Linked DNA regions of Homo sapiens: regions 1 and 3 are each linked to region 2. Evidence: read pairs that join two places in POLR2A ChIA-PET (ENCODE). Cell type or tissue: OCI-LY7. All regions are shown on one strand. Each heading gives the region's core, and the rest is flanking DNA. Links, peaks and the distances in the headings are about the cores only. Region 1 overlaps BMP6 (bone morphogenetic protein 6). Region 2 overlaps BLOC1S5-TXNDC5 (BLOC1S5-TXNDC5 readthrough (NMD candidate)). Region 3 overlaps SNRNP48 (small nuclear ribonucleoprotein U11/U12 subunit 48).

What was found. Peaks named below come from ENCODE experiments on the same cell type or tissue, not always from the same donor. Only the 100,000 strongest peaks of a DNase experiment are listed, where the experiment ranks them.
Region 1: POLR2A ChIA-PET joins it to region 2 with 5 read pairs; 2 of 35 experiments call an interaction of 5 or more read pairs at or near these places.
Region 3: POLR2A ChIA-PET joins it to region 2 with 5 read pairs; 3 of 35 experiments call an interaction of 5 or more read pairs at or near these places.

What each region holds. Positions count from the first base shown.
Region 1 is chr6:7,865,095-7,875,876 of GRCh38, forward strand. The region is part of intron 4 of BMP6 (bone morphogenetic protein 6); the gene reads left to right. Among named protein-coding and RNA genes, the nearest start is that of TXNDC5, 40 kb to the right of the region's middle. In OCI-LY7, for the core only: no CTCF peak of the experiment used is centred there; no DNase peak of the experiment used is centred there.
Region 2 is chr6:7,913,082-7,923,863 of GRCh38, forward strand. The region is part of intron 4 of BLOC1S5-TXNDC5 (BLOC1S5-TXNDC5 readthrough (NMD candidate)); the gene reads right to left. Among named protein-coding and RNA genes, the nearest start is that of TXNDC5, 7.7 kb to the left of the region's middle. RefSeq lists an enhancer at 6,479-7,678. In OCI-LY7, for the core only: no CTCF peak of the experiment used is centred there; DNase peaks (open chromatin) are centred at 4,090 and 4,720; H3K4me3 peaks cover 1,744 bases; H3K27ac peaks cover 2,500 bases.
Region 3 is chr6:7,592,260-7,603,041 of GRCh38, forward strand. SNRNP48 (small nuclear ribonucleoprotein U11/U12 subunit 48) reads left to right here. Exons shown (of 9, transcript NM_152551.4): 2 at 1,475-1,588; 3 at 1,840-1,900; 4 at 2,768-2,842; 5 at 9,077-9,265; 6 at 10,364-10,485. Among named protein-coding and RNA genes, the nearest start is that of SNRNP48, 7.5 kb to the left of the region's middle. In OCI-LY7, for the core only: no CTCF peak of the experiment used is centred there; no DNase peak of the experiment used is centred there.

The DNA of each region.
Region 1 (10,782 bases), core at 2,909-5,408, 48 kb before region 2:
AATGTTTTTAAATTGAGAAAAGATGTTGTGTCTGATTTTGATTTTAGCAATATCAACCAATTATTATTTTCCAAGTCCCTTTCAACTTTTTTCAATTTGATGAGTTTAAATTAAATATGGATATTCAAGTTGATCTAATTAGTAATAGGTGCAAATATCTCTGTTTTTCAGTGGTCTCCCCCCGCCCACCTCCCAAGCCAGTACTTCCAAATTTGCTTTGTCCCTTTCAGTAGTACAAAGGCAAAAGGGTTCATACGAAATCTCTCCGGTCTCACCTATTTAAAGGCCCCCAAGAAAGAATGACGATGAAGGATGCTCCCTCCTTCTCATTCTCTTCAAAGATCCTCTAAGTGATCTGGGAAATTGCTCATGTCTGGCCCACTGAAGCGCTTCTTTATATTTTTGGCTCTTTCTTCCTTATCTATTCTTCCATTAATGGGAGTGGACATGCTGAGGAAGAGATTCCCAGAAAAGATTTCCAGAGAGATGGCCTGCTACCTGGAGAAATGGCCTGTCTGGTGTTCCTCTCCCTCGGGGTCTCTGTGAGGCCAGATGTTGCTGGGCCTTCATGAACCAGGTAGACATTACAGTAACAGAAAAGTGGTGTACTCTGGCGTGACTGCAGGCAGACTTTCTGCTTGTAAATCTTTTGGAAGTTGGAAGGAAAAGATTGCATTGTCTCTGCTGCCCCCTTCTTCCATGGCGTGCTCCCAGGGAGTTGATAGTTCTCCACCAAAACAACCACCACCAGAAGCAGCCCACCAGGGATCGTCCTACATCTGGGTAAAGAAGTTAGCATTCATTCATCAAATTGCCTGTCATCAGGGTGAAACGTGGCAAGGAAATAAGAGGCTATTTTTGGAATTGTGCTGTCAGTGCCTGAGACGGCAAGACTAGTGCACAGCAGTGGAGAGGCCAGGAGCCCCACCACCCACCAAAATCTACTCAAACATTTGTACTTGGCTTTCAAGCTGGACTTTCCAAACATGTGCACTGGATAGTGGTTTGGATCGACGTCTCCCTGGATGGCTTTCACTTGCCCTTGCTTCTCTGCAGCTGGCTGCTCTAAATGAAGGCTGGATGTTGGTTGGCTCTGTTATACTTCTCCAGGGGCTTGGATAGCCTCTGCATGGTATCATTTATTGTTTTTACACATGTTTGACTAGTCCTGGTCCTAGCCGTCTTTGCCCCATTGGGGATTTTAACCAATCTACCAATTCTTTTTCAGCCTCCATTTCTTACCAGCCTGCTGCTCTTGCAACACCTGTCCTCAGGTTCTATAGCTCCAGTTTGGTGGTCTCCTTCTACTTGTTATCATTCACTCTCTTTTATGGTAGCTCTCACTTGGGGTTCACTATTTTATCTTCTGGGGGACTGTGATACCACTTGGCCAATCCATGACAAGGTCCATGAACAAATGGCCTTGAAGTTCCATTGGGTGATTCTAAATTTTCATTTGGCTAATTTTCCGGATCTTTCCAAGACCTCTTTTGAGAGGGTGTAGCTAAAGCAATTTCAGGTCAGCTGGTAAGTCTGAAGTCTGCTCTGCTGCTGCTGCTGTGAGGCAGAATTGGTCTTTGTTTTGATAGATGAGTTTGGAAACATTATCTGCACTTTAATGATCCATGTGAAATTGGAGTAGTCTCTTTCAGTCTTGATGTTTATGTTGTCACTACCCAGCTCTGCCAACCATCTATGACCCAGCAGCCTCTTGAGACACTGTCTGTCCTTTGGAATGAGTCTGCCATTGTATCAATGCCACCTATTAGCATTTCTTTTTTGTTTGTTTGTTTTTAAGACAGTTTCACTCTTGTTGGCCAGACTGGAGTGCAATGGTGCCATCTCAGCTCACTGCAACCTCCTCCTCCCGGGTTCAAGCGATTCTCCTGCCTCAGCCTCCCAAGTAGCTGGGATCACAGGCATGCACCACTACTCCTGGATAATTTTGTATTTTTTTAGTAGAGACGGAGTTTCACCATGTTGGTCAGGCTGGTCTCAAACTCCTGACCTCAAGTGATCCACTTGCCTCGGCCTCCCAAAGTGTTGGGATTACAGGTATGAGCCACCACATCTGGCCAGCATTTTGTAGAGTAAGTTCTCCTTCCCTCCTTTTCCCACCCCCAAACATGTATCTTTAAGGACCTTGGGGGAAATTGTGGCTCTAGTACATTCAGGGATACTCCTGACCTTCTTCTTGATAGTTTATATTTTCTGTCCTTTAAGCTTCCCGGTTGGGACTATTCAATAGGCTTTCAGCGTAAATTAACCAGGAGTCATCTCTTGCAAAACAGCTGTTTGAGTAGTTTATTATAACTGTGCAATCTTGTGCTATACATTTCAAGGAAATCCAGTCCAGACTGGGGGTCTCATTGTTACAGTGTCCTCACTACTTCACCATTGGCTTCCATGGATTGGGGATAGCCAGAGCTGACTGGGTCGGTCCACCATGGACATTCAAAGCTTGGGAAGAATAGACACAGGTCAAGACTGTGAACTAGCAGTTTCTAGTTCTCCAGGAAAGTTGGGAATTGTGATTTGTCATTGTGATCTTAAACTTTTAGGGCCTGCAGCTTGGCTTGCAGATGTCTTAAGTAGAGTTTGGTTCAGGGCTTCCTATATGAAATCAAACCTTAATTCTCCATAGACATGGAGGACAGTCATGGCAAATAGTGATCTAAAAGTTAGAATCACCAAAAAAAAGTTAGAATCAAAAGCTTCACTTCTATCATGCACAACTCTTGTTCGAGGATAATGGCTATCAAAGAGTGGAACAGACTGGAAAGTTCCCTTCTACCTCCTCCCAAGGTTCACTCCTTGCAAATGTGCAAATGGCAACAATTCTAAAAGGCAATAAGAAGAAGCTTATGCAGGTACCGTGAGATGCCTAAGTCATTCCCAATCATTGCCAACCCTGGGAGGGCACTGGGGCCAGGAGACTCAGTCTAGGAAGTGGCAGAGAGTATAGAAGGTGCTTAGAGCACAGAGGGTCTTAGAGCTAAGTTTTTAAAGGAAATCTTTGTCTATTTGCAGGACAGTTCCATATTCTTTTAGAATCAAGACAAAGGCTGAAAAGAGACCAAAGTCCCACCCAGATTAAATGGGGCCTTATGAGATCCTGAAATCTCCTGGAGCAACCAAAAAATAGGGCCTCACTGTTGCTTCTCAATGTTGACCATCCAAATTATAAACAAAATCTAGACTCTGATCAAACTGTCCACCCCCACCCCAGCCCTATCAACTGTTAGGAGATTATTGACACCAGAAATCAAAACCCCAGTGTGGTCCCTGGCCTCCCGTAGTGTCGGTGACACAAGGAGCTGGCACCTGCTGCGCGTTCTTCAATGGCTGTATTGATTCTGCTGGGCGAGTGGGAGCGAGAGGCTTGTTTTGGATAAGATGGGGCCGATAAGGCCCAGAGATATGGAAAGAGCGGCCAGGCCCATGAAGACAGAGGTGCCACTTTAACGACCTCTATGTGGCCCTCACCCTTGTCATTCTAGGAGAGAAGGGAAATTAAAGTAGTGAATTATTCCCTCTAAAAAACAAGTTTCCTTTGGGAAGAGTCTGTAGCCTGAGCTCAGGAAAGCTGGGAAATACATGTGGAGCATGCCGCTTTGTCCAGTCCCCTGCCATGCTGGTATTTTCTTGGCTCTGTGTGACCTGCTGAGCGGGGACACCCGGCTGAGCTGGCAGGGCCTGCGGGGTCAGCCCAGGGCAGCCGAGTGGCCCCTCTGCAGAAGCCCTGGTGAGGAGACGACTCCCTGCCCACCTCTCTCCCTCTCCCTCCCCACCTCTCTCCCTCTCCCTCCTTCTCACCTGCTTTCTGTGGTGTCCCTGACATTCTCTCTCCCCTGCCTTTGTTTCCCTTCTCCCTGTCTTGCCCTTTGTTTCGCTGTCCTCCTCTACTGAAGTTGCAAAGCACAGCAGGCAGGGTCACTGGGACCCAGGCTGGCTCTGGCTGCCGTGACTCAGGCGCACCCCCCCTGGGAGCCCACAGGCTTGCTGCAGCGCCCTAGCCCCGTCATACTCACAGCAGCAGCTGCGTGGTGGCCCTCCAGCCCCGCGGTGCAGCCTCCCCGCACAATGCCTGCCTGAGAGTCAGGATGGTGGCTGCGCCCTTCCCTTCTCCTCTGGGTCTCATACCTATGGGCCTCTCCTGGCCTCCAGTGCCAGGGAAGCCTGCCTGTCACTGGCCCATCATGGCATATAGGGATTGAGCTTCAGAGCTAACCAACAGTGGGCTCCTTTGCACTTCGCTGTGTGCGTGGCTCTTCAGGAGGGCCAGATAAAAAGGATGCTGGATGGAATTAACCCAGATGTTATGCTTAGTGTGGGGTATGACCCCTGCATTGGGGGTATAGGCAATGTATACAGTGCATGTGCCGCTGCCTGGGGACATGGCTTCTGTGAGGAAGTCCCAGCCCAGCTAGCCGCCTTCTGTTGGGGCCAAGGGTGCCCTGTCCTCACTGCACTGGATGAGAGAGCTATTCTGCAGTTTTCAGTTTGCCTTGGGACGATTAGGATGCCCTGCCCCGTCACTGTCACATGGGCCCCGGCAGCCTTCCCATTTGTTTTCTCCTGTAGATGGAATGTCTCCTCAGTCATCACAGGGGAGACCAGGACTTAAGGTCGGGGAGCAGAGGCTATCAGCAAGGAAGCTGATTGTCAGGTCCAAGGCCTAGCAACTGAGATGAGAACTCCCCACCAGAACTGAGCAGACTGTAGGAGCTCAGCAGAGCCTGTGTGGAACGTGCACCTGCAACAGGAGGAGCAAGGGCAGGAAGATGCTAGAGGACAGAGAAAGGGGATCAGCCAGAGGCGTGTGTGCTGGGAGCTGCAGCATGTACCCCTGATGGCCCCCAGGAAGGGAGCTATGGCCCCTCCACCACCACCCTCAGAACAGGACTCTCAGATGTGAAAGCTCAGTTGTGTCTCAAGGACAAGAAGACTCCATCACTGTGTCCTCCCTCCCATCCGCTGGACTCCAGAAAAATGCACCTCCATATGGCTCCTTTCAAGTTAGCCCCCAACCCCTCCCAGGTGTACTGGCCCCCAGGTAACATGGAGGAATGACAGATAATGAAAGACACACCTGGGGCTTGGGAGAGGGATTTCAGAGCCATGGCTGGACCTGATGCTTTATTCCGAGGTGAATTCTGGATTGGAACACCCCGGTCTCTTATGGTAGAAAATGGCAGGCACTTCCACATGGTCCCGCCATCGGGAATGGATGGGACACTTCTACCTGTTTCTCTACCACTGATTGCATCGTGCAGAAGGCCTAAATGAGATGCAAGCCTCCCTTTGGCAAAGTATTGGAAAAATGAAGGCAACGTATTGGAAACATAAAGGCTTCATAAAGACACGCTTTGGGCACCACAGCTGGGACCTCTCTGCCCAACTCTGTTCTCCTTCTGAGGGGGATGGTGCCTGTCTCTGCCACCTTCTTTTCCACTACAGATCATGGAGAGTCTTGCTGAAGAACCTTCCTTAGGGGAAACAGGCATGTCTGTCTTGGATCTTTTTTTTAAAAAACAACAACAACAACAAAAAAAAACGGGTCTCACTCTGTTGCCAGACTGGAGTGCAGTGGCACAATCTCAGCTCACTGCAACCTCTGCCTCCCGGGTTCAAGCAATTCTCCTGCCTCGGCCTCCCGAGTAGCTGGGACTACAGGCATGTGCCATCATGCCCCTCTAATTTTTTGTATTTTTAGTAGAGACAGGGTTTCACCATGTTGGTCAGGCTGGTCTCAAACTCCTGACCTCAAACAATCCACCTGCCTCAGCCTCCCAAAGTGCTGGGATTACAGGCGTGAGCCACCGCGCCCGGCCTGTCTTGGATCTTTAGAGTTCATCTCCATCCCCGAAGGGAGTTGTAGAAGCTTCCTGTATCATGGGCCCCACTTGCCTGTCCCACACTGTGAGAGGAAACCCATTTACATCTCATGTCCAAAGCCATTTTTTTCCTACAAATAGTTTTGTGTGTGTGTGTGTGTATTGAGGGGTTATAAAGGAAAGCAGAATATTTTATCATGGTTTTTGCTTCAGTGGCTTTAGGACAAATTAGAACTCAACTCTGGTGCTAGAAAAGAAAAATCTCCACTTAAAACCCATGTTCAAATATCTGTAATGTTCATTTGGAGAAGAGAGGAAGGATTTGGGCTTTTTAATACTAATTGTACCTGAAGGTTTCCCTGCGGAAGCAGTTTATTAAATGGGACTGAAAGCCGCGCTGCTAAAGGCAATTAACATCTGATACATTCTCAAAGCTCAGAAATCTTTGGTGAGAGGAATGTTTCTGCCTGTGTAAGAGCAGGCCAGGGAGTTACCTTCTGCTTATGGAAGGAATTCGTCCTGGGGGGGCTTTTATGATTGTTGGATTTTGTCATCTGTGTCACCTGATCACTCAACAGTTTTTTGCCCAAACCCACCTATGGCTGGGCCCTGCTTGTCCAAGTTGCCCTGGATGAGCACCTGGGGCCTTGTCTTGAGGGGGAAAATTGCCTCTGGGCGGCTGGTGCCCCTGCCCTTGAGGGGGACCAGATTTCACTGTGTATTCAACTTTGAAAAAGCCAGAGCCCTTGAAAATGTCTCTCAGGACCAATATTGGGCCTTGACTGCAGCTGTGTCTGGGGATGCTGGGGAGCCTTGGGGTCCCAAGACAGACTTTGTGTCTCAGCAGGGCAGTAGCGCTACCTGTGTGTGAGCCTCTTGTCTAGAGGGCAGCAGTTCCAATTCTGGTGTCACAGGCGCATGTGGACAGCCAGGGGCCTGATCTCAGTGGCTCTGACTCATGGGTCTGGGATTGAGCTGAGAACCCCGCACTTTAGAGAAACTCCCTGATGATCCCCAGTATTCGGCACAGGCCACCTACAAGTCACACACTGAGAGCTTCTGTCCTGGCGGCGGGGGTGGTGGGGGAGGCTCCTCTGTCTTGGGTCAGCTTCTCTGGTTTTTGGTTTGTCGCCTCTCTCTAGCTGTCTCACTTCCTTTCTCTGCCCTGCCCTTGACTGGTGAATCCACTGGGGCAAAGCTGTGTTACCTCTCTTTGTCCCACTGGAGTGACCATGTTCCTGTTGAATTGTCACCACATACATTTCCACTGGCCCTCTTCAGCCCATTCATCAAAACCAATACCAGGGGCAGTGGGAGTGAGGGGAAAGTTTTTTCTGTAATCTGTAATCTGTCAATCTGTTTAAAAAAAAAAAAAAAAGTGTGTCAGTATAATTCCATGCAGAACCCAGGGTACTGACCCTGAGTGGCAGACACAAGTATTCCAAGGAGCATCAACCTTCATAAATATTTATACGTTCTTTGCCAGCACTTAACATGGAATTATAAGGAAATTTAAGCATGGCCTGAGAGTATCTGTAGGAAGAAAAACAGGAGAGTTGAATTCCTCCTTTTCCTCTCTCTGGCCCTGATCCTTACTTAATGACAAAAATGCCAGTGTCTGGCGCTAAAAGAAATAGCTGTTCTTCCAGAGAAGGTTCTCTTTGTTGAGCATTGAGAGAGTCAAATCAACAGCAGGTTCACAGAAACCCAGAACTGCTGGTGAAGTTAGAAGCAAAGCCCTTTGACTATGTCATCTTGGTTCCATCCAGCAGAAAAAGAAACTGGAAATCCAGACATGAAGTGGTGGTCTCTGCCTGTGTTCTGCCAGCAATTCTTCAACACCAATTAAGTGTCTTGCAATTCAATCCAATTCTTTTTTTTTCTTTTTTTTTTTTTTTTGAGACAGGGTCTTGCTTTCTCGCCCAGGCTGGAGTATGGTGGCATAATCAGGGCTCATTGCAGCTTCAATCTCCAGGGATCAAGCAGTCCTCCCACCTTAGCCTCCCAAATAGCCGAGACCACAGGCACACACCACTATGTCCAGCTAATTTTATATCTTGTAGAGACAGGGTCTGTGTTGCCCAGGCTGATCTCAAACTCATGGGTTCAAACAGTCTTCCCACCTTAGCCTCCAATAGTGCTGGGATTACAGGCATGAGGCGCCACATCTGGCCTCAGTTCAATTCTGATGCCACCTGGAGTTAGCACAGGCCCAAGTGAAAGGGCAAGGTCCCCAAGGAGACTGCTGTCATTTCAGACACCAGGCACAAGTGAGGTCCACAGGGCAGCCATGCTTCTGTCTGTCTTGCCTACAAATTTGGGAGTTCACATTACCGCCCTTCATGTTTGATAATTTGCTGGAACAATTCACAGAACTCAAGAAAGTGCTATACTTACAATCATAGGTTTATTATAAGAGGTATGACTCAGGACCAGCCAAATGAAGAGACTCTTAGGCAAGGTCAAGGGGATAGGCATGGGTGGTTGGAGCTTCCACACCCTTTTGGGTGCACCGTCCTCTTGAAACATCAGTATGTTCACCAACCTGGAAGCTCCACTGAGCCTCAGTGTCTGGAGTTTTTATGTGGGGTTTAATTGCTCTGCACAATTGAATCATTGGTCACATGATTGAACTCCATCTCCAGCCCCCCAGAGGCCAGGCTAAGCCAAAGTTCCAACCCCCTAATCCTGTGCTTGGCTTTTTTGGTAACTAGCCCCCATCCTGAAGCTAATGAGGTCCTAGAGAGTGTGTGGGGTTCACCGTGTACAATCTAGGGCCTCAGGAGCATAACAAAGACACTCAGGAAAATCCAAGGGTTGTCAAAGCTTGGTGCCAGGAACTGGGGACAAAGACCAGAGATATATTTATTATTTTCACACTGCCCATGTCTGCTTGACCTGGGAAAGAAAGTTGTTTGTAGAAATCTTTGCTTTTTACATGACCAAATGATGCCAAGATGGTCTTCATGGAGATTTTGGTCCCTAGCACGAGACGGTATTTTGGAGGAAGCTTACTTCACAAGCAGAATGAGGTTGGATGGGGAAAATCCCAGGCTAAGACTGTAAGTTGTGTGATCATGCAGTTTATCATCTAATCTAACCCAGGACACCTTTAGGAGCGCAGGGCGTTAGGACCTTGGGGTCTTCAGGAGACTCCCCTGCTGCACCCAGCTGGCAGGAGAGGAAAGAGTGAGTGGAAGGCTGATGGGGTAGGGGGCAGGTGGTTAGGAGGGCCAGGCCTGGCAGCACCACACATCCCTTCTTCCCCACATTCATGGGCAGAATCCAGGCACATGGCCACAGCTAACTGCAGTGGGAAATGTCATCTGGCTGTGTGCTCAGGAGGTTGATAGAGGATGTGGGTTGCTAATAAACACATCACAGCCGCCACATGGTTGTTCCTGGAATAGGTGAAGCAGGCTGCTTCCTCAGGGCCTTCACATTGTCATTCCCACTCTAGGAAATTCTCTCACCCCAGATGGCCTCATGCCTCACTCCCAAGGCTCCTCTTTTGCTTAGAAGATACCTTAACAGAAAGACAAGGCCAGGCGAGGTGGCTCACGCCTGTAATCCCAGCACCTTGGGAGGCTAAAGCAGGAAGATCACTTGAGCCCAGGAGTTCAGGACCAGCCTAGGCAACACAGAGAAACACCATCTATACAAAGTATTTAAAGAATTGGCCAGGTGTGTGATGTACACCCAGCTACTCGGAAGGCTGAGGTGGGAGCATCACTTGAGCCCAGGAGTTGGAGGCTGCAGTGAGCCATGATCACACCACTGCACTCCAGCCTGGGCAATGGAGTGAGACCCTGTCTCAAAAATTTCTTAAAAACCCACAAAAACAAAAAAATCCAGACAAGCTTGTCAACGCTATGTGAGATAGCACACTTGCCACCCTGTACTCTCTATGCCCTAACTATTGAATAATAATTTAGCTAGTCCGGGTTTTTACTAGTCAGAATTTTCCAGAGAGACAGAATCAATAGGATATATGGAGATATATATATATATAGGAGGAGATTTATTATGGGAATTGACTCAGGCAATTACGGAGGCCAAGAAGTCACATGAGCTGCTGTCTGCAAGCTGGAGAACCAGGAAAGCTGGTGGTGTAATTCAGTCTTGAGTCCAAAGGCTTGAGAACCAGGTGAGCCAGTGGTGTAAGTCCTAGTTGGAAGTCAAAGCCCTGAGTACTGGGGAGGGCTGCTGGTATAAGTCCTGAAGTGCAAAGCCCTGGGAACTGGGAGCTCTGATGTCCCAGGGCAAGAGAAGACAATGACCCAGCTCGATAAAAGAGAATTTGCCCTTCCTCTGTCTTTTTGTTCTCTCTGGGCCCTGAACCGAGGAGATGATACCTATCCGTGTTGGTGAGGGCAGGTCTATTTTACTCAGTCTACTGACTCAAATACTTATTTCTTCCAGAAATACCTTCACAGATACACCCCAAAATAATGTCTTAACAGTTGCCAGACTCAGTAGCTTACACCTATAATCTCAGCACTTTGGGAGGCCAAGGCAGGAGGCTTGCTTGAGGCTAGGAGTTCAAGACCAGCCTCGGCAACATAGCAAGTCCCCATCTCTGCATTAAAAGTTAGCTTGTGGTGGCCCGTTCTTGTAGTCCCAGCTGCTTGGGAGGCTGAGTGGGAGGATTGCTTGAGCCCAGGAGGTCAAGTCTGCAGTGAGCCATGATTGTGCCACTGTGCTCCAGCTTGCGTGACAGAGCAAAACCCCATTGCAGAAAAAAAAGTTTTATCAGCTACTTGGGCATTCCATAGTCCAATCAAGTTGACACAAAATTAACTATCACAGTGCTCTAGATTGCATGCAGTAGAAGCAGACTGTAATGAGAGAGAAAAGCGTACCAGGGAACTTACCCAATCAACAAAAAGGCTGGAGACTTAATTCAGGAAATCAAGGCTCAGATCTAGTCATGGAACAATGTGCT
Region 2 (10,782 bases), core at 2,777-5,276:
GCACAGTCAAGCCGCATGTCTCCTTCACACTGGTAAAAATAAGCCTTAAATTCCTCCTCACCCCTGCCCTAAAACTGACTACCTCTGCCTAGGCAGTGTGCTGCCCCACTCTCTGAGATGCTTCCATACTTCCACTGACACTGCTCCTCCTCTCCTCTCCCCACCCCACCCTGTCAGTCGCCATCCTCTCAGCTGCCAGCTTTATCTCATGTTTCTGAGAAAAATGAAGCCAAAAGCATGAGCTCCCTTATCCCTCCCCCGCCAAATCTACACACCCCTGCACAGGCGCCTTTCCCTCTGCCCACAAAGGAGCAAGTCAGTATATCCCTGCCTAGCAAAGCCCAGTCCTCCAGAATAATGCCCCTCACGGATAACCAGGTCCTAATTCCTGAAACATCTGATTGTTTCTTTATATGGCAGAAGGCTTTGCAGGTGTGATTAAATTAAGGGTCGTGAGCTGGAGAGATTACCCTGGATTATCTCGGTGGGTCCTAAATGTGATCACAAGTGTCCTCATAACAGAGGGGCAGTAGGAAATTTGACTACACAGCCGGAGGCGACGTAACAAAAGCAGAAAGAGATTTGAAGATGTTAAACTGCTGGTTTGGAAGATGAAGGGGCCAAGAGCCAGGAAAAGCAGCTCTAGATGCTGGAAAAAGCAAGGAAATAGACTCCCCCTCAGAGCCTCTGGAGGGACCTGCAGTCCTGTGGACAATTTATAGTCCAGTGCAACTGGTTTTGGACTTCTGACCTCCAAAACTGTAAGAGAATAAACGTACGTGGTTTTATGCCACCAAGAGTGTGGTGTTACAGCAGCCCTAGGAATCTCATATGCCCTCCCTGCTCCCTGCTCAAAGGCTTTGTTCTTCAGCTCCTCTCTTTCTCTCCTGCACAAGTTACTCATCACTCCTTCCTACTGGACCATTTTCATCAGTGTATAAGCAAAAAAAAAAAAAAAATTATCTGTATTTCACTTTCCATTCATCCTTCAGCTCATGCCACTCTGACTCTCAAACCTGCCACACACCAAGTCTTCTCAAAGTCACTGAAGATGTCCACATTGACAAGTCAAATGAACACTTTATGTTCCTCATCTTCCTGGGCTTCTCAGCAGCGTTGGTACAACTGCCATTGGCCCCATCTGCATCCACCGTCCTTTCTGCTTCTCTGATCTACCTCCTACCATCCCCACGTCACTCCTCAGTCTCTTCAACCCAACCTTTGATGTCAGTTTTCAGCGCTCAGCCTCCAACCCACTTTTGTTTCTCTGCATCACTCCCTAGGTGATCTCATCCATAGCCATGGCTTTAACACCATCTATATGCTGCTGCCAAAGTGTACATTTGCAGCCGAGGCCTCTCTCTGAGCTCTCACTATCTACAGGATGCCTCCTCTTGTTTGTCCTGCAGGTGTGCTGAAGCTGACCTTGTGCTTCCCTGCAGCAATCTGCTTGTCCTCCGATTTCCCCTCCTCAGTAAATAGTTCTTCCTCGCTGTTGCACAAACCAGAAACCTGAGTTGCAAACTTTGTCTCAGACTCCTGGCCTCAAGTGATCTGCCTGCCTCAGGCTCCCAGAGTGCTGGGATTACAGGTGTGAGCCACCACCCCCGACCTCTGAGTTGTAAACTTTGTTACCCTTTTTCTTTATTGCAGTGCCTTGATCCCCGCCTCCTACTCGATCTCCCCATCAGCAAGTCCAATCATTGCCATCTCTGAGCCACAGCTCCCACTGACTGATATCTCTCCACTGCTGCCATATCCTTCTCTTCCTGTCTGCTACAGTAGCCTCCTGAATGTTGTTTCCACTCTTAAGTCCTTCCCATCCATCCTTCATCCAGCAGCTAGAATTGAATCGTGTCACTCCTTTGCTTAACTTCCTTCAGGGGCTTCCCTTCACATACAGTCAAATTCCAGCTCTTTGCCTTGGCTTGCAAGGGCCTTCAGGAAAGATGCAATCTCAACCCATACCACTCTGCCCTCTGCTCGCCTAGATTCTAGCCATTAGGGATGATTCTAGATACCCTCCCAGCATTCCCCTTCTCAGGCCCTTGTGTGTGGTGCCCTGTGCTTGTTCCCTTCCTGTCTTCTGTGACTGGACTCCCTGCACCCTCAGGTCTCTTGCCCCCACGCCACCTCCTCAGTGCCTGGCGATTGCCTTTCCACATTGACAAGTCAAAGCCCCTCTCTGCAGCAGCCTCCCTCTGCCCACTGAGCTCTCACCAGTGCCATGCTGTTTAATTTCTGCATAACACTTTTTGTCATTTGATGCCATTTTGTTGCAGACTTAGCTGGTTAAGGTGGCCGTCTTCTCCATCAATAAGCTCCCCGAAGGCCAGGGGCTATTTGCCACATTCACTTCTCTCTCCCTAGCACCCAAATGCCTGGATACAGTTGAGGCTCAACAAGTGTTGGATGAAGGAACCCCTCTTTCTAACCACATCTCTTTCCCAGGCTCCACCAAAACAAACTGACTCACTGTGCCTGGCACCTTCTCTCACATGCGGCCTTTCCTGCATGACCCGGCCACCCCTCCACACAGGCTGCTCAGCGTCACTTCCTCTGAACTCCCAGCCCTCCCAAGGGACTGACATGTTGCTTCATATGGTAGCAGCCACACATGGTCCTGCTTAGATTCCCATCGCCAAGCAGCGTGGCTTCCAGCTCAGAAAGCCTAAAAGTGAAGATACAACTGAATTTGTGTACAGCGATGAAATAATACAATGTTCTCAGTAAAAAATTCCCTGACCTCCAGCTGGGGTTAGGCTTCCTGCACTAATATCTTGTCCTTTCTCCCCATATCCCTTCACAGAAGGGTAATTATTTGGTTGTGTGAATTTTGTTTAGCCTCGGACTTTCCCTCTAAACTGTAAGCCCCATGGCCTGAGAGGTGTTTACGTGATGTCTGGTACACAGCAGGCATTTAATACCTGATATGGTTTGGCTGTGTCCCCACCCAAATTTCATCTTGAATTGTAACTCCCACAATTCCCATGTGTTGTGGGAGGAACCCGGTGGGAGGTGATTGAATCATGGGGACAAGGTCTTTCCTGCACTGTTCTCATGATAGTGAATGAGTCTCATGAGATCTGATGGTTTTAAAAAGGGGAGACTTCCTTCATAAGCTCTCTTCTCTTGTCTGCTGCCATGTGAGACGTGCCTTTCACCTGCCATGATTGGGATGCCTCCCCGGCCACTTGGAATTATAAGTCCAGTAAACCTCTTTCTTTTGGAAATTGCCCAATCTCAGGTATGTCTTTATCAGCAGCGCAAAAACAGACTAATACGATACCTGTTTGTTGAATGAATGCATGAAGGAATGGATGAAAAGTCACATTTGTCTACCCTCAGAGGATGGCTTGCTTGAGAGAGACCCCCCTCAAAATCATGGCCTTTCCCAAGCAGAAAAGGCAATAGGTATGTTGGTCTGTATTGTTAGAAGTTAGTACTACTTCTAGCAAAATAGTATTGCTACACTGCCTTCTTTTTTTGAGACAGATTCTTACTCTGTCACCCAGGCTGGAGTGCAATGGCATGCTCTTGGCTCACTGCAACCTCTGCCTCCTGGGTTCAAGCAATTCTCCTGCCTTAGCCTCCTGAGTAGTTGGGACTACAGGCACCTGCCACCACACCCGGCTAATTTTTGTATTTTTAGTAGAGACGGGGTTTCACTATGTTGGCCAGGCTGGTCTCAATCTCCTAACCTCGTGATCCACTCACCTCGGCCTCCCAAAGTGCTGGGATTACAGGCGTGAGCCACCACGCCCGGTCTACGCTGCCTTCTTATTGCAAATCCACAGCCTTCAAGGAGCTGCACTCCCTTCCGACAGCAGCCCTGTAGGTGCATGGCAAAGCCTCTCGTTGGAAGCTGTCCTCATCCCAGGGAGCACATAAGAACTGACATGGGAGGAATGGCTACTGAATGGGAAAAATACAGCTTTTGTTTTCCACCTCCAGAGGATAACACAAGACCCAAATGTGTTGTAACATTGTCAAGACAACCCCAGGACATTCAGAAACTGAAATGCCACCATTTGAACCACTTTAACAGGTGCATCCTGAGTTATTATTGGGCGAACAGTACTGCTTTTAGGAGGTACTGAAAGCATTTACATCCTGTTGTTCTAATTTGGTCAGAACACCTTGGTAGGTGCCTCTAAAGAAGAAGAAAAACTGTGTTTTTCTTGATGAGCTCATGTGACCATTCAAATGTGATTGTTGAGAGGTGGAGAAAAAGCTAGAGGATTGCTCTCATCAGAGAAAATCTAAAGAAAAAGACCAAAGTGAATTCCCAGGCTGGAGTCACACAGGGAGTAGAGCTGTTTTCAGTGTATTGAAATGGTTAATGGAAAGGTCATATTTACTCACTACTCTCACAAGCTCCTTGGGCAACACAGCCTACTAAACAATTAATAAGCACCAAAAACCCACATTACATTATAACATAACAGATTCGGGTATTTGGCAGATAAAAGCTTTCAAAATCCATGTGGGATCTGTGAGGTCTCGGGGGTAGGGGGGAGGAGAATAAAGAGAGTTTCTTTGTTGACTGGATCATGACCACTAAGCTGAATGATCTGTGCTGTTTCTCAAAGTGCACAGAACACTCACTCCAGCTCCCAGGAGCTCATTCAGTCTGTGCAAGTGCTGGCTCTTCTCGTTCATGCCCCTGTCATTCTCCCAGCTCTTTGTCTGCTAGATGCTATTACAGGAGTTCTTATTTTTCCCAGAGTCCCCAGGTGCGGGGCCGATAGGCTGATCCAGAAGCTGATGCTCACCAGCACCTGGACTTCATAACAGGAGAGAAGACTTCTCCCTGATGCAGGTTGCTCACTGAGTTGTTCCACTCCTCTCTCAGCTGCGCTGGCCTGCAGTGATGGCCTTGGCCTTGGATCTGTGGCATTCCACACGGGCATGGGGACATGCCTCTCACAGCACTTAGGGGCCAGCTCTTCATAGCTGCCTGAATTTCAGAACACTATTCCAAGTTCAGAATCCAGGAAAATGTTTATCCTACCTGGGGGTTCTCAATTCTGGCTGCACATTGCAATCATCTAGGTCTTGAAAGCAATACTGATGGCTTTGTCCTACTTCCTAGGGTTGAGAATTCCTGGGATTAGAGGAGACACAGCCAGGATCTCAGTCCCTGGTGCGCCTGTGGCGGACTGTAGCAGGGCTCTGAGAGCACAGATGTGGAGCAGACCACCAAAGGAACGCTGATGTTTGCTGGAAGTTAATAGGTGTTTTCTTAAGAGAAGAGCTCTGACTGAGACATGTTTGAGGAACACTTGGTTAGGGTTAGGGTTAGGAGATAGAGAAGCCAGGAACAATGCCCAAATTAGACCACAATACTGCTCAAATTAGATCACAATACTGCTCAAATTAGATCACAATACTGCCACCACTGCTACCACCTCGACATGCAGATTCCTCCTATCCCACCTCTGGTACAGGACACTATATGTGACCATGGGAACCTCTGCAACCGCTGCCCTGCAGGATGGACTTTGCATGACCCCTGCTTCTTCGCAAAACTAGCTTCCAATGGAAGCCTCACTGCAGTAGGGCTCAATGGTCTATGCTCTATCCTAACTTGTGGCGGTTAGGTCAGAGGCTCCACAAATGCAGGAAAGGTGTCCAGTGAAGCTGGGCAGCCTGAAAGAATGTCAACTGTTGATACATTGAGTCCTTTTTTTTTTTTTTTTTTGGAGACAGAATTTCACTCTATTTCTCAGGCTGGAGTGCAGTGGTGCAACCTTGACTCACTGCAACTTCTGTCTCCTGGATGCAAGCGATTCTCATGCCTCAGCCATTGAAATAGCTGGGATTACAGGCGCCCACCACCACACCAAGCTAATTTTTGTATTTTTAGTAGAGACAGGATTTCACCATGTTGGCCAGGCTGGCCTCAAACTCTTGGCCTCAGGTGATCTGCACACCTCAGCCTCCCAAAGTGCTGAGATTACAGGCATGAGCCACCACACCTGGCCAACACACTGTGCCTTGAAGACTACTTAAGAATTGGCTGGATGAAGTGCTAATGGAAGAAGAAAGAAAAAGATAGAAACCTATTTCCTAAATGATTTATCAGAGATTTTTATTTGCGATTGCACCATCTGAATTCCTAAAAGTATCCTATGCAGTATTTCCCAACTTATTTGATTGTGGACTCCTTTTTATTTGTGGTGTCTCTTGTGTTGTTAATCCTCTGCAGAACACTCTGTGAAGTATTATATATAGAAGCTTGGGTCGTATTTCACATGGAAGGATCAATGTCTGGTTTCCTTTGCTTATTATAGCTGCAACATCTCCTCTTCCATTGTGTGCATTTAATTGCAAGAGAATTCACTCAACAAATATTTATTGGATCTAGTCTGTGTCAGGCACGTTTTTAGGTGCTGAGGATCAGCAACAACTGAAATAGACAAAAACCCTAGTCCTAATGAACTTCCATTGTAGGTGGGGAAACAGCCAATACGTAAGATATAGAAGATAAACACTATGTTAGCCAGTGGTAGAAGCCCAGAAGAAAACAAGGCAAGGAAGGGGGTATGAAGTGTCAAGGTTCAGATGGGATGTCAGGGTTTGGATAGGCTTATTGGGGACATGGCTTTCAAGTAAAGACGTGAGGGAGTAACACATGTGAATATCTGGTTCCAGCCGAGGGATCAGCAACTGCAAAGGACTTAGAGCGAATGAATAAGAAGGCAGTACAGAATGAGAACACTGGCTTTTACGAATGAGAAGGGAAGTCATCGGAGGGTTTTCAGAAGAAACACGACAGGATCTGGCTTCCAATTATTTCTACAGCATGGCTCTGAGAGCTGTAGCGAGGAATGCGAAGGGGGCAAGGATAGAAGGGAGGCGACCACTCCGGGAGCAATTACAACCATCCCAGCACAAGATACTGGTGACTCACGCTAAGGCGGAGGTGGGAGGGTGATGAGAAGCAGGTTCCGGGTCTCTTTTGATGTATGTGCCAACAGGATTTGCTGACTCAGCAGATGTGGGCTGAGGGTGGTGAGAGAAAGAGAGGAGCTAAGGATGACACTGAGGCGTTCAGCCAGAGTGGCTAGGAGCACTGAGTTGTTATAATCTGAGATGGGAAACAGGTTTTGGGAAAGAGTTGCTCAATGTTGAACATACTACAATGGGGAAGTCTGCAGATACACAGAGTGGGCAGATGGCTATTCAAGTCCAGGGCAGAGATGCAGGCCAGATATAAATTTGAGAGTCGTTAGCATTTGATGGTATTTAAAGCCCTGGGACAGGAGGAGATCCCTGTGGGAGTGAGTGCAGAGGAGGGAAGAGGTTTAAGGGCTGAGTCCTGGGGCATCTCACTGTTTTGAAGACCAGGAGATTAGGAGGAATGGGCAAAAGAGACTGGCATGGAGTAGTCAGGAAGGCAGGAAGAAAACCTGATTACTGCTGTCCACAGGCCCAGAGTAGAAATGTTTCAAAAGACGGAAGGAAAAGCTGTTTTGAATCTGCTGATATATCATGGTTTGCCCCCAGACAATCCCAGTTTACACCTACTGACATGATCTAGTCATTACTCACAGCCATTCCCCCTCCCACGTGTCTCAGTTTGGAAGGTACATTGACAGGGCATCCTGCTGACAGTTCAGGTGTAATGATCCCTAAGCACTCACCTTTAGATTTGGAGACTTTGGTAATAGTAGTTTTGGTGAACAGGTGGTAGTAAAAACCCAACTGGAGTGGCTTCAAGAGGGAGAAGAAAGGAATTACAAACAATGAATGTGAACAACTCTTCAGGAGAACTTGTCACATAAAGCAAAGGAAAAGAATACAATAGTAACTAAAGGAGAGAGAGGGGCCCAGAGGGTTTTGTTGTTGTTGTTTTTAACATGAAAGACAAGTCAACATGGTTGATTGTTTGATGATCCAGAAATAAAGAAAACATTGGTTGCCACAGGAGACAGAGGGAGAATTTCTGGAGTAGTGGCCTGAGGGAGTGCAGGAGGATGTTGCCTATGAGTAGGGGCAGACGTTGGCTTTCCAAGGAGCCCCAGTGGTTGTCTGTGATAAGAGGAGGGCAGGCACAGTGGGTGGGCACAGATCCAGAGAGGTGGGTCCAGGTGGCTAATGGTGGGAGCTGGCACCTGTCCCCTCCAGTGGCTTCTGTTTTCCACTGTAATAGAAAGCAGTATCATGGGCTGACACTGAAGATAGGGGAAGTGCTGGAGGTTTGGGGAGGGCAGTGAAGGTCTGAAATAGAGGTCACAGTGAGAACGGGAGAGGGAAAACAAGGCAGTTTGGTATTAATGCCTGGTGGCCTTGAGGCTCCACTTGATGTCAATTTGACATACCCGGATTTTCTCCAGGTACGTTCTGCTGTGTGGTTCAGTCACACAGTAGACAGTTGGATTTAGTCAGGCCTATGATTTAGCTAAGTGAGGAAACAAAGGCAGAGGGCGGCAACAGAGCGAGAGTGTATGTAGGGGAGAAATGATAACACTTGACTATGGAATTTAAGCAGGGGAAATTATAAAACATTTATCTTAAGAAGTTGTAATACTCAGCCTTGTATACACACAGTACACAAGTTCGTTATCTCTTTGACATGTTGATAACTTCCAGTGGGTCACGTGTCAGTTCATTTATTGAGAAGTCCTATTCCACGCCTTCCTCTCTATGTCTAATATGGCCATGTGGCTCAGGCCTTCACCTCCTCCTTCACGGATTATCTCCACAGAGTCTTGGCCATGACTCCTGATTCCATGTGCTCCCATCCAAACAATGTGCAATTGTTTTGGCCAGGATCATCTTGAGACAACAGCTTTATCATCTCACTGCTCTGTCCCAAAATAAAGAATAGCTCTGTATTTCCAATTATATCATATCACAAGTCCTCTGCCCGGCTTCTGTAGCTCCCTCTACTTTTGCAAACTTGTCTCTGACATTGCATAACTCTGCTCCAGACAGGCTTGCTTTCCTATTGTCCCTGCCACATGTTGTATCATTTCCAACTCTCTTCCTTTGCTCATGCTGTGCTTTCTGCTTGAAATGCTCTCCTCTCTGCTTTCAAAATCCTATCCATTATACATGGCAGACAGCAATAGTGGTTGGTACAGGAGGAGAGGTAGGATTGGAGTGGGCCAGGAGTAAAGACACACAGAGACATATATATATATATATATATATATATATATATATATATATATATATATATGTATCTATCTATATATATGTATATATACATATACATACACACACACACACACACACACACACACACATATATATATATACACATTGACCCTTGAACGATGTGGGAGTTAGGGGCATTGACCCCCACACACTCGAAAGTCCATGTATAACTTTTGACTCCCCAAAATGTAACTACTAATAGCCTAATATTGATCAGAAGCCTTACAGTTAACATAAACAGTCAAATAACACACATTTTGTAGGTTACATGTGTTATATACTGTATTCTTCCAATAAAGTAAGCCAGAGAAAAGAAAATATTAAGAAAATCATACAGAAGGAAAACACATTTGCACCACTGTGCTGTATTTATCAATACCGTAAGTTTATGTCATCTGTTTACAAGATGCCTCATCTGTCTGAAATGGCAGCAACCACAGCTGCAGACCTCAGTGCATATCAAACAATTCAACTTTTTTCTTGTAATGTCATGACTTTTCTCTGCTTCCTGGGAACCCTTCCAGCATCCCTAGTGGTGCTTTGTATGGGTCCCCTGGTATTATTCCAGGTTTTGGTATTGCAACAAACACAATGAAAAATACATGAGAACCATAAGATCACTTTTTGCTGTGATATGCAATTTCCTGAAGAGAGGAACTGCTTGAAGGGAGATGATGAGCATCACACAGCATTTGAAGCTGATACTCACAACACTTGAGCTCACTGCAATAGCTACAGGAGGTGGCTGCAAAATTATTATAGTAGTACAGTACATGCTACAGTTAATTTAATGCAGTTATGATTTAATACTGCATCTTTCTGTTTGTTTATATGTCTCTTGACTGAGAATGGTGCCATGTATGGTCTGTAAGTGTTTACATGCATGAGTTTTGATATATTTTAACTTTTTATAATAGCTTTGTGTATATTTTATGGTAGTAAATGATAAAATAGAATCTACATATATTTTATATATTCGTGACATACCTAGTTTTTTCTTAATTGTTAAGCATTTCTAGGTTATGTGCATATAACTAACATTTACATTTGAATTTTTGCAATAAGCTTGTCTTCATACCACTTCTGTAATTTTGTCATTGAAGAGTTTAAATGTAATTTTTAAAGGACTCTTCCTAGTTGCTATTTGGCAGTAGGTATTTTAAATTTATATAAGTATACCTTTTGACCCAGCAATAGGTCCAGGACCTTATCCTTGGGAGATAACTTCACAATTTCATTGCAGCATTGTTTATAATAGCAAACCATGGGAAGCAAACTGCTACCCCTCAGGAAAGCACTGAGTAAATTAAAAATGACATAGGTAGACCATGTGCAACATGCACAGTGGTGTATTTTAGTGGTTCATGGTGCAGCCTCTGCCATCAGACTACTGAGAGGCTTGAATGTCAGCACTACTCCTTCTGGCTGTATAACTTCAGGTGATTAAAATGTTCTGTGCTTAAATTTCTTCATCGGTTAGAGACTTTAGGGATTTTTTTTTTTTTGTAAAGAAGAGATAAACTATTTGAAACCATGTCTGGTTCCATGTAGAGTGTAGAAAGCAGGAAAAATTATTCCCCTACCCTAATAACAGAAAAATAAACTACAAACAAA
Region 3 (10,782 bases), core at 3,500-5,999, 320 kb before region 2:
CCTCAAGTAGTTAAGGATAGCTAGAGCATAGAGTGTAGAGTTAGAGTAGAATGGTGATGGTGGGTAGAGGTCAGATCTTAAAGGTCCTTGTCAGCCATATTAGAAAGTCTAGATTTTTTTTTTTTTTTTTAATGAAGGCAGTGGGGAGGTATGGAATTATTTTAAGCCAGGGCATATTATAATCACATTTACCTTTTAATAAAATAATAGCATACATTTATTGAATGCTTGCTATGTACCAGGCCCTATTTGAATTCCTTTATGTGTATAAACTTTGGTATACTTTTTTAAATCTTCACAATCACTTTGTGAGAGAGGTCCTGCTATTATTTTTATTTTATATAATAGAAAATGAGGCAAAGAGAGATTAAGTACCTCACCCAGTTTCATGCAGCCAGTAAGTGGCAGAGATGGAATTCAAACCAGCTACAGGATGGAAACTGAAGGGGAGGGCAGCAAGACTGGAAGCAGAGAGAGAGAGCAAGAGTGAGAGAGAGCGAGCGAGCGTAGTCAGGAGATGGTGTTGTATTCCAGGAGAGAGTTGATGATACCCTGAGTTGGGGAAGTGGCAGTGGGGATGGAGGATGTTGAGGGATTTTCAGAAATATTTAGGAGTTAAATTGGCAGGACTAGGTGATTGATTGGACGTGGGTGATGAGGGAGAAGTAGTTTCTTGCTTGAGCAAGGGGGACCTTTCACTGAAATAGAAAAGTACAAAAGGAATAGATTTGAGGGTTGGGAGATGATGAATATAATTAATTTATTTTTGTTTGTGTTGAACTTTTAGTGTCTTTAATATACGGTACTGGAGAGAAACAAGGTTTAAAGATCTAAATTTTGGGAGTCCTCACTGTATAGTGAGAGTTGTAGCTTTGAGATCTTTCAGTAAGCATATATTAAACAGCAAAAGGTCAGTGGTTATATTAATACTTACATGAAAACCAACATCTAAAGGGGGACAAATAGAGCAAGGAAGACAGATATTTAGGATATTTAGAGGAGACCAAGTAGAAGAAGCCAGAGAGGTAGAAAGAACATGAGGGGTGTGTCAGAATCACAGATGGACAATTGGAGTGTGACCTTCCAAGAGTTCAGATAAAACAAGACAGTGACATGTTTTTGGCTTTAGTAACAAGGTTATTAGTGACCTATTGACTGGTTTCAGTGGGGTGATGGTGGCAATGAGTGAGGAATCGTTATAGGTGAGGTGAGGTTGTTTAGACAGTGAGTGTAAATACACCTTTCAAAGAGTTAGGCTTTGAAGGAGTGGAGAGAGGACAGGGGCATTTAGGGAGTTAGGGGTTGAAGGAGTTTTATTTTTCTTTAATACACAACTACATGGGGGTTGAGAGAGGCCTGTAGAAGAGGATGCACTATACAGTACTGGTACATAATTAAATGGTAAACATTTAATGGTAATTATTTATTTAAATATTATGTACCTATTTTCTTTGTTTCTGTTTGATTTTTATAGGATGAAGTTGTGATATGTCCATACGATTCCAATCATCACATGCCTAAATCATCTTTGGCAAAGCACATGGCATCTTGTAGATTGAGGAAAATGGGCTATACCAAAGAAGAAGAGGTACCATATATTTACTATATTATATATACATATATGTCATGCATTTTACACATTAATTCACAATTTTTGGAAGTTACAATGTGAGGTTCACTGACAAAATAATAGCCCTTACTTGAAGGGTTGGTTGGTACTTGCCTAATTGCACAAATTATTGTGAGAAATAATTAAGTGATACTAATCTATTGTTTAGGTCAAGTCTTAAAATAGTCAATTATCTGATACTTAAGAACAGTAAGATTCTTTTTTTTCAGGATGAAATGTATAATCCTGAGTTTTTCTATGAAAATGTGAAGATACCTTCGATTACTTTGAGTAAGTATTAAGTTATTATAATTTAAAAATATCTTAGTGTAGATATTGATTTTTCATTTTTGCATTATGAAAAGAATGGATTGTATAAGCATGCTTATGACAAGGACATTTAGTACCTTAAGAGAATGTAGAATTAATTAATGTACAAGGCAACTAATTCACATAATCTGAAGTTTAGAGACCAGGCTTGTATTAATAGGCAGTGAAAACCTTACAAAGCTTTGTATAGTAGAGCAGACACCTTCTTTCTCAGTTACAACAAAAATTTGAGCATGTGACACAGATTGAAGGATGAGACTGAAGATGGACATGTGTTCCAGGGATTGACAGCATATATAGAGGTTAAAGTCTTGGGCTCTGGAAAAAGAATGTCCTGATTCAACTCCTGTTTTTATCATGAAAGATGTGACTTTCAGCGAGGTAATTAACCTGTTTGTTGCCTAAATTTCTTTATAAAATGGAGATGGTTATAATAGCACTTTGCGAAGATTAAGTGATATATATATATAATATTCTTAGAATAGTGTCAGGCACTTAGCTGGAGTCAGCTAGAGGGTCACAGAGTTGTGACCATTACAGCACAGGCTTCAAGAATGTTAGCTATTATTGGTCAGTAAAATTTGTCGCTGCTACTGCTGCGTGCCTAATTATAGGCATGAACTGCTTGAAGTCTGATTACTTACTGGGCTGTAGATAAATCTGAAAGGATTCTGTGTTCAGATTTCATAGACAGGGATGTGGATGTTTCTTAAGATTCTGGAAGGTTTGTCCACGTGCCCAAAGGGCTTGGATCAGAAACCAGTTAATAATTTAATTGTGGTCACTGATGATTCATATTGTATTTATGGATTTTTTTTTTTTTGACAGATAAGGACTCACAATTCCAGATAATTAAACAAGCTAGAACTGCAGTTGGGAAAGACAGTGATTGTTATAATCAAAGTAAGTGGCATTACAGTTTAAGTGAATTAAAGAATGAAATTATTATTTTTCTCATAAGCATGTTACTAATTTTCTTCAAGAAAAACCTGTGAAAACTGTTACATGGGAAAGGTAAAGTTTTACATTTAACATTGGGCTAATTTGCTTCGTTTCAACTTCATTTGTTAGATATTTCCTGTTGAGATACACCAGAGTCTCACTAAGACACTATCTTAGCTAGGGGTTCATCCTTTGGAATTACCTGGCGATTTATAGGTGAGATTGTCTTGTGGCTAATTAAAAAAATTATTATTTAGTAAATACAGATGGTCCCAACTTAATGATGATTTAATTTAGGATTTTTTCAATTTTATGGTGTTGTGAAAACAATACACAATCACAAGGTTTTAGACTTTAAGTACTAGTGATTCTTTTATCAGACGCTGGGCTGCATTTTCAACTTAACGGTATTTTCAGTTTATGATGGGTTTATCGGGATGTAACCCCATGTAAGTCAAGGAACATCTATAAATGCCACTGAGTGAGGCTCTTTTACTCTTGAGATTTCCTCTCTTTAGAGTGTTGAAATGCAGTGTAAAGAAAAGGCTTAGGCTAAAAGAGATTAGTCTCCACAGCTACCCTCAGATTGCTTGCTACCCAGTAAGTGAGTTGGTTTGAGGTGATGAATGCTTGGGATCCCCTTCTCAGAAAAAAAGTACAAACACAAAAGTTTTACATATAATTTCAGAGGATTCATATTAATAGATCCTTTCATGCCCAGCTTTAGAGCTGGGTTAAAGAGTTTCTCCCTGGGAACCTCAGCAGAGAGTAGGTTAGAAGTTTTAAGCATAAGCTTTTAGGAAATTGAAAGAAAACTTCATCCATCAAAAACATAGACATAGGCCAGACACGGTGGCTCATGCCTGTCATCCCAGCACTTTGGGAGGCCGAGGCAGGTGGATCATCTGAGGTCAGAAGTTCAAGACCACCCTGGCCAACATGGCGAAACCCTGTCTTTACTAAAAAATGCAAAAATTAGCCGGGCATGGTGGCAAGCACCTGTAATCCCAGCTACTCAGGAGACCGAGGCAGGAAGAATTGCTTGAACCCAGGAGGCGGAGGTTTCATTGAGCCAAGATTGCACCATTGCACTCCAGCCTGGGCAACAGAGCGAGACTCCATCTCAAAAAAAAAAACACACATAGACAAACGAGTTAATAAAAGTTTAAATTTCTAATGAATGTAGATATGACATCTAGCCAAAACCTGAACAGCTTCTCTTGTAAGGATTTCTGCATTGTCTTCTTTGAACCTTCTGTAGGTAGCTTTCTCTGGACAACTTACCTTTTTTTCCTCATTCTTTTTTCTAGCTGAATTATATTTACCAGGCTGTAGTCATGGTTGGTTTTCTCCCTCATTGAAATTGAGGATCTTTACCAAATACTGTTCTAAGCCAGTATCTGGACTTGATTTCTCAGAGTTGCTCTATGGCTTCAGAAGAAAGACCATCTTATCCTTAGTTGTCTATATTACATGGGTTCTCTACAACAGCCAGAAGCACATTTCTTGTATTTTTTGTTTTGAGGTTCCCACTTTTGTCCCTGTCAGGGAAATTCCAGGTTTTTTTCTTTGAGGGAGACAGTTGACTCTCATTTTATTTATTCGGAGAGATTACTGAGCTATGACTAGTCAAGCCTTTTTTGGCCTCTGCTATTGGTTCTGCTCATATCCCCTGGTAGTGTACCCATAAAAAAGTTGAGGTTTTTGGTTTTTGAAAGGGTTAATAATACTTAAAGGACTTTATTTGAGTCTTAAGTGGTTAGATTTACTGAATTTTAGAGTTGAAAGAGAACTTGGAGATCATCTAATCCAGTGTCTGCATTTTACAGATAAGAAAAACCCTGTCTGATAGAGACATGATAAAGTTCTAGTGTGTTTGTTCTAAAGGTTCTCCGTATTTTTATTTTTTAAAAGGTTATTTTTTTAAAGCTCTTTTATGAATTACATTTCTCTTTCACAACAAACTTGTGATAAGTTGAACGATATTTTCCCCTCCATAATAGGTGAAGAAACAGGCACACAAAAGTGAAGTAACTCACCTCTGCTAGATAATATCAAAGTGGATCCAGAACTAAGTTCTGAATTTTGACACAAACTCTGAACTGAGTTGTTTGATTTTCTGTTAGAAACCCTACATTTAGTAAAATTTGTGGACCAGGATTCTAGATATTGCTCAAATTTATTTATGATGTCTTTCATGATTAAGTGGAAGAATATCACAAACTTCATATCTCTGCATACTAATCGTGACTATCAGTGCTGTTCATTGTTTATTCTGCTTTGTGTAAACCTGTTTTAAAGAAATAAAAGTAGCTGCTTGGCCATATATTAATGATGATAACTGAGTTTTTGTTTCCTTATCTGTAATACAAAACTCTCATAGAGTTGTTGAGAGGAACAGAGATAATGGATGCTAAACAAGCCTTAGCTCCAAAAATTGGTAGCTTCTATGGTCTAAGTGAAAATTAATATACAGAAAGTAATATTAAGATAATGAAATGGATGAGTTTTATATATATGAGTAATTTAGAAAATGTTCTGCTTTTTAATTTTTATAATAGTAATAAGGGAGATTTGGACATTGAGCTTAGTTCTTTTCAAAAGCAAAGAATTACTTTGAATGAATAGTTAAGAGGAACTATTATATTATTTTGATAGTTAAGAGGAACTTTAATTTTGAATTCTTACACTATCTTAAATTAAGATTTAATTGTTAACCGTAACCTTTTTTTTTTTTTTTTTTGAGGCGGAATCTTGCTCTCTCGCCCAGGCTGGAGTTTAGTGGCACAATCTCTACTCACTGCAAGCTCTGCCACCTGGGTTCACGCCATTCTTCTGCCTCAGGTCCCGAGTAGCTGGGACTACAGGCACCTGCCACCACGCCTGGCTAATTTTCTTGTATTTTTTTAGTAGAGACGGGGTTTCACTGTGTTAGCCACGATGGTCTCGATCTCCTGACCTTGTGATCTGCCCACCTTGGCCTCCCAAAGTGCTGGGATTACAGGCGGGAGCCACCGCGCCTGGCCAACGGTAACTTTATATGATCTTCAACCTTCTTTAAAAATTTTTTTTGGCCACGTGTGGTGGCTCCCACTTGTAATCCCAGCACTTTGGGAGGCCCAGGTGGGCAGATCACCTGAGGCCAGGAGTTCAAGACCAGCCTGGCCAACATGGTGAAACCCTGTCTCTACTAAAAATACAAAAATTAGCCAGGCGCTATGGTGCGTGCCTGTAATCCCAGCTACTCAGGAGGCTGAGGCAGGAGAATCACTTGAACCTGGGAGATGGAGGTTGCAGTGAGCCAAGATGGCGCCACTGCACTCCAGTCTGGACGACAGGGTGAGACTCTGTCTCAAAAAAAGAAAAAAAAATTTTTTTTTATATCCTCTGTAGAGTTATGCAATTTCTCAACAGATTATTTTTGTGGCTCACTTATGTCTTAGACATTTTAAGATCTTTTCCCTCAGGACAGGACTTTCTTTAAATATCTTATTGATGTATTTACTTTTAAGGGAGAATGACTAACATGAAAAATTTTACATTTCTCCATCTAATTCGTATTTTGTTTGTTACACACTACAATGTAAGTTTTTTGACAAGGTTTTATATGTATGTTTTCATTTCATCTGTCATGTCAGGCCTAAACTCAGTGTACAGAATTCTCAATCTTAAACTTTATGAAAGCTCATACAGCTATTCAATCTATATACTTATTTTCAGATATAGTTACTTCGGTTAATTTTTTAACCAAGATATTTCAATCATAAACAATCATTTTATGTTTAGTGGTTTATCTTTTTCTTTCAATATTAAATATTCAGGTTGTATACTTCAGTATTGTGAAGTGTGTTTGAGTCATGGCCATGATATGAAGATCAGTGTACTATCAAAGAAACTTAAAAAGACAGCATAGGATGGGCTTTAGATCCAGTCTGTTCCTATCACTTGTGAGACTTTGGGCAAGTCATGTTACTTCTATGACACTTAATTTCTTTATCTGTAACGTTAAGGAATTGACTCTGAATGAATTCTCCCTAAAATTCTGAATTTGTATCTTTGTGACAACACCTACTAGTACTATTTAATGTTGAATGTTATATGTTTAAGATCCCCTTTGATGACAAAAGTAACAAGAATGAGAATTGGCATTATTAAAACAATAGATTAGAGTTTCAATTTGGGGTGACGAAAAAGTTCTAGAGATGGATAGAGGTTGCACAACGTGAATGCACTTCATGTCTCTGAACAGTACACTGAAAAAATGGTTAGAATGTTAAATTTTATGTTATATATATTTTGCCACAAAAAACCTGCAAAAACAGGCAGCCAAAGGGTCTTAGAGTTATTATAATTACAGCACATTCATATGTACCTTTAAATCATTTAAAAACATGCATTTTGAAAATTTACATTTTATGTAAATGTAAGTTTATTTAAGTATGTTTATCCTTTTTGTTGTCAGAAATATCTATGTTCCGAATGAATTGAATGCAGTTTGTTGCTTAACCTTTCCTGTACTTTTTCTTTTTCAGTAATTGGGGTGAGTATAAAGAGGAATTAGGAACCTGAATGTACTCCTTATTTAAAGATATGCAGTATCCTTTTTGCAAATGATATCCTTTTAAAAGTAAAATTTCTAAACTTTATCTTAATACCTGTCACATATTATAGTCTTGAATTGGAATTTTGGTTGAATTACAAGGAATTTAAGTATCAGTCTTCATCATAAAGAAATTTAAGATGAATAAATTGAAGAAAAGGCTAAAATAATTTAAGAAGGAAATTATATTTCTTTGTTTAAAAATAACAGGCAAAGGTTTATATGAAGCTTGTTTGTAATACATCATTATTTTCTAATCTGTGTTTTCCTCCCAAATTTTTATAGCCTAATTCAAAGGAATTAGGCTTATCAAAGCTGTTTTTATAATTTTGTATTATGAAATGCCTACTATAATTAGAATAAAATTGATTGACTTGAAAGGGAACCCTTTTTTCCCCATTAATTCAAAACCCTTTGACGAGTAAAAATGGCCATATATTGTTATGTATAGCCGTGTTAAACCATGGCCTCAGATTCACTGCAGCTCTCCTCTTAATATGTAGACAAGTAGTACCTCTTTTTTGTTGTAATGCTTAGTTCATAGTATGCTCTTATTTGAATTCTTTTTGCCTCTACCTAGGAACTTAATGAGGTTAGACTTTATCAAATATAAGTATCTGGAAAGAGCTACTGATTTTATGTTGTTCTATGAACCAGTTACTACTTTAGAATAAGTTAGCAAACAATAAAAGGATTCCTTTAGTAGCTCATGTTCTTTGTTTGCATTAGTGAGTAATGAAGTCTAGAAAGAATTGTTTTAAATTGCTTTTTTTACAGTTCCAATCATTTTTTTATTTGAGAAAATTTGAATCTCAAAACAAAAATTTTCTTCAATGTTTAATACATCATATCAAGGTATTGTATTTACTTTTTTTCACTAATGAGCAGATTTTAGAAAATTCTGTAACTACCGGGGGGCACTGCTATTAACTTTTTTCAATTAATTTGGTTAAGCCACTATGCTTCCTCCTCAGGAAATTAAAATGAGTTTAATTTAATCTGTGCTTTCCTGGCGTGAGGAGGTGTGGGATTTCTGCTACTTAATTATTTTGTGGCCCCTAGCTCTAAGTCCTTGCACAAGTGGGATATATTTTGAATATTGACCATCTAGCTTGATGTCTCATACAAAAAGATATTTTTTACACAGTTTTTAATATTTCCATAGTTTATTTTCAAAGGGACTGTAATGCATATTACTTATTAAAAGCATTTTTTCCCCCAACTTTGATGGGGAAAAGCATATCAACAGATACCTACTTTTGTAGATGGCTATAAAAATTGTTACCCAAAAGGCTTTCTTAGAGCAAATTGTCTCTTATGATTATTCCTGCCTGCCTCCATGGGATCTGTCTTTATATTGTTGGAGAGAATAGCAAACATCCATAATACATTTTTTTTTTTTTTGTGGATATAACATTCAGGATAGAATTGTTTGTCATTTATTGCTTAGATTGATATTTTGTATACTTAGGGATTATGAAAAAAGTTTGTGTTAATATTGCATTATTAAAGCACATGTTTAAAGATAATTATTAGATTTTAAGTTCACAATGCTTCATGTATTGTTTATTCTTGTGATTTTATTTTTACTTTAGGAATTTATTCTTCATTGCCTGTTGAAGTTCCTTTGAATCACAAACGGTTTGTTTGTGATCTAACTCAAGCTGATCGTCTTGCCCTCTATGATTTCGTAGTTGAGGAGACAAAGAAAAAGCGCTCTGATTCTCAAATTATTGAAAATGACAGCGATCTCTTTGTAGACTTGGCTGCCAAAATCAATCAAGGTTTGAGATGCACATCATGGCTTTACATTTCTTCATTATCATTTTATTCTATGAGTGTTATTAAGATGATTTAATTCTTGGGCCACTTTGAGTTAGAGTAAAATGGTTTTGTATCATTTAATATTGACATGAAGTTGGCCCTCTGTGTCTGTGGGTTCCATATCCATCAATTTGACCAACGGTGGATTGAAAATATTTGGAAAAAATAAAAGTGTGTGGTTGCCTCTGTACTATACATGTAGAGACTTTTTATTCTTGTCATAATTCCATAAACAATATATTAACAACTATTCATGCAGCATTTACATCGTATCAGGTTTTTGGTGTTTTTTTTGTTTTGTTTTTTTGAGACTGAGTCTTACTCTGTCACCCGGGCTGGAATGCAGTAGCGCGATCTCAGTTCGTTGCAATCTCTGCCTCCCAAGCTGAAGCAATTCTCGTGCCTCAGCCTCCTGAGTAGCTGGGATTACAGACATGTGCCACCACACCTGGCTACTTTTTGTATTTTTAGTAGAGATGGGGTTTTGCTACGCTGGCCAGGCTGGTCCCAAACTCCTGGCCTCAAGTGATCCTCCTGTCTTGGCCTCCCAAAGTGCTGGGATTACAACGTGAGCCACTGTACCCGGCCTGTATTAGGTATTGAAAGTAATTTAGAGATGACTTCAAGTGTACTGGAGGGTGTGTGTAGGTTATATACAAATACTACACCATTTTATATCAGAGACTTGAGCATCCATGGATTTTGATATCCTTGGGGGTTCCTGAACAAATTCTGCATGGATACTGAGGGATATTTACTCAGTACCTGAGGTTTTACTCTGACTTTTACATTAAATGTACCTTCTTTCTGTGAAAATATTACAACTGTGCTGTTACTTTAATCTATGTACCTAAGCACTCTTATGTTCAACTAATGGCTGGAGAGAAGAAATGATATAAAACTTAGCCCGTGTATATAAATAATATACAATTTTTAGAATGTTTTTATGTGCTACTTTGAAACAAGTTAAAATATAGGATTGTGATGTATTTATTTGATAATTCATAGAATTTAAAAGCTTTGAAGGATATAATACTTTTATTTTATTCTTTCATTAGACAATAGTCGAAAAAGTCCAAAATCCTACCTTGAAATCCTGGCAGAAGTACGAGATTATAAAAGAAGACGCCAGTCCTATAGAGCCAAGAATGTTCACATAACCAAGAAATCATATACTGAGGTAAGTTTTACATAATCTTTGTTGATAAGAATTTCCCTTAGGTAATTTTCTAAATCTGTTCTATGAATTTCCACAATTCTTTGGAAATTTTCTGAAAGTGTCTTCAGGGTGGCCACACCTGATTTGTATCTGTTCCATCACTTCTAGATCCACCCTTTAGCAAGCAAAGGCTTTCATAGTATAAGAACCTTATATAAAACAATTGTACAATCTTAAAAGATATCTCCTTGTGAGAAAGTAGTAGTGTATCATGGTAAGAGCATGAGTTTGGGTTTAGGTAGACCATACCTTGACTTT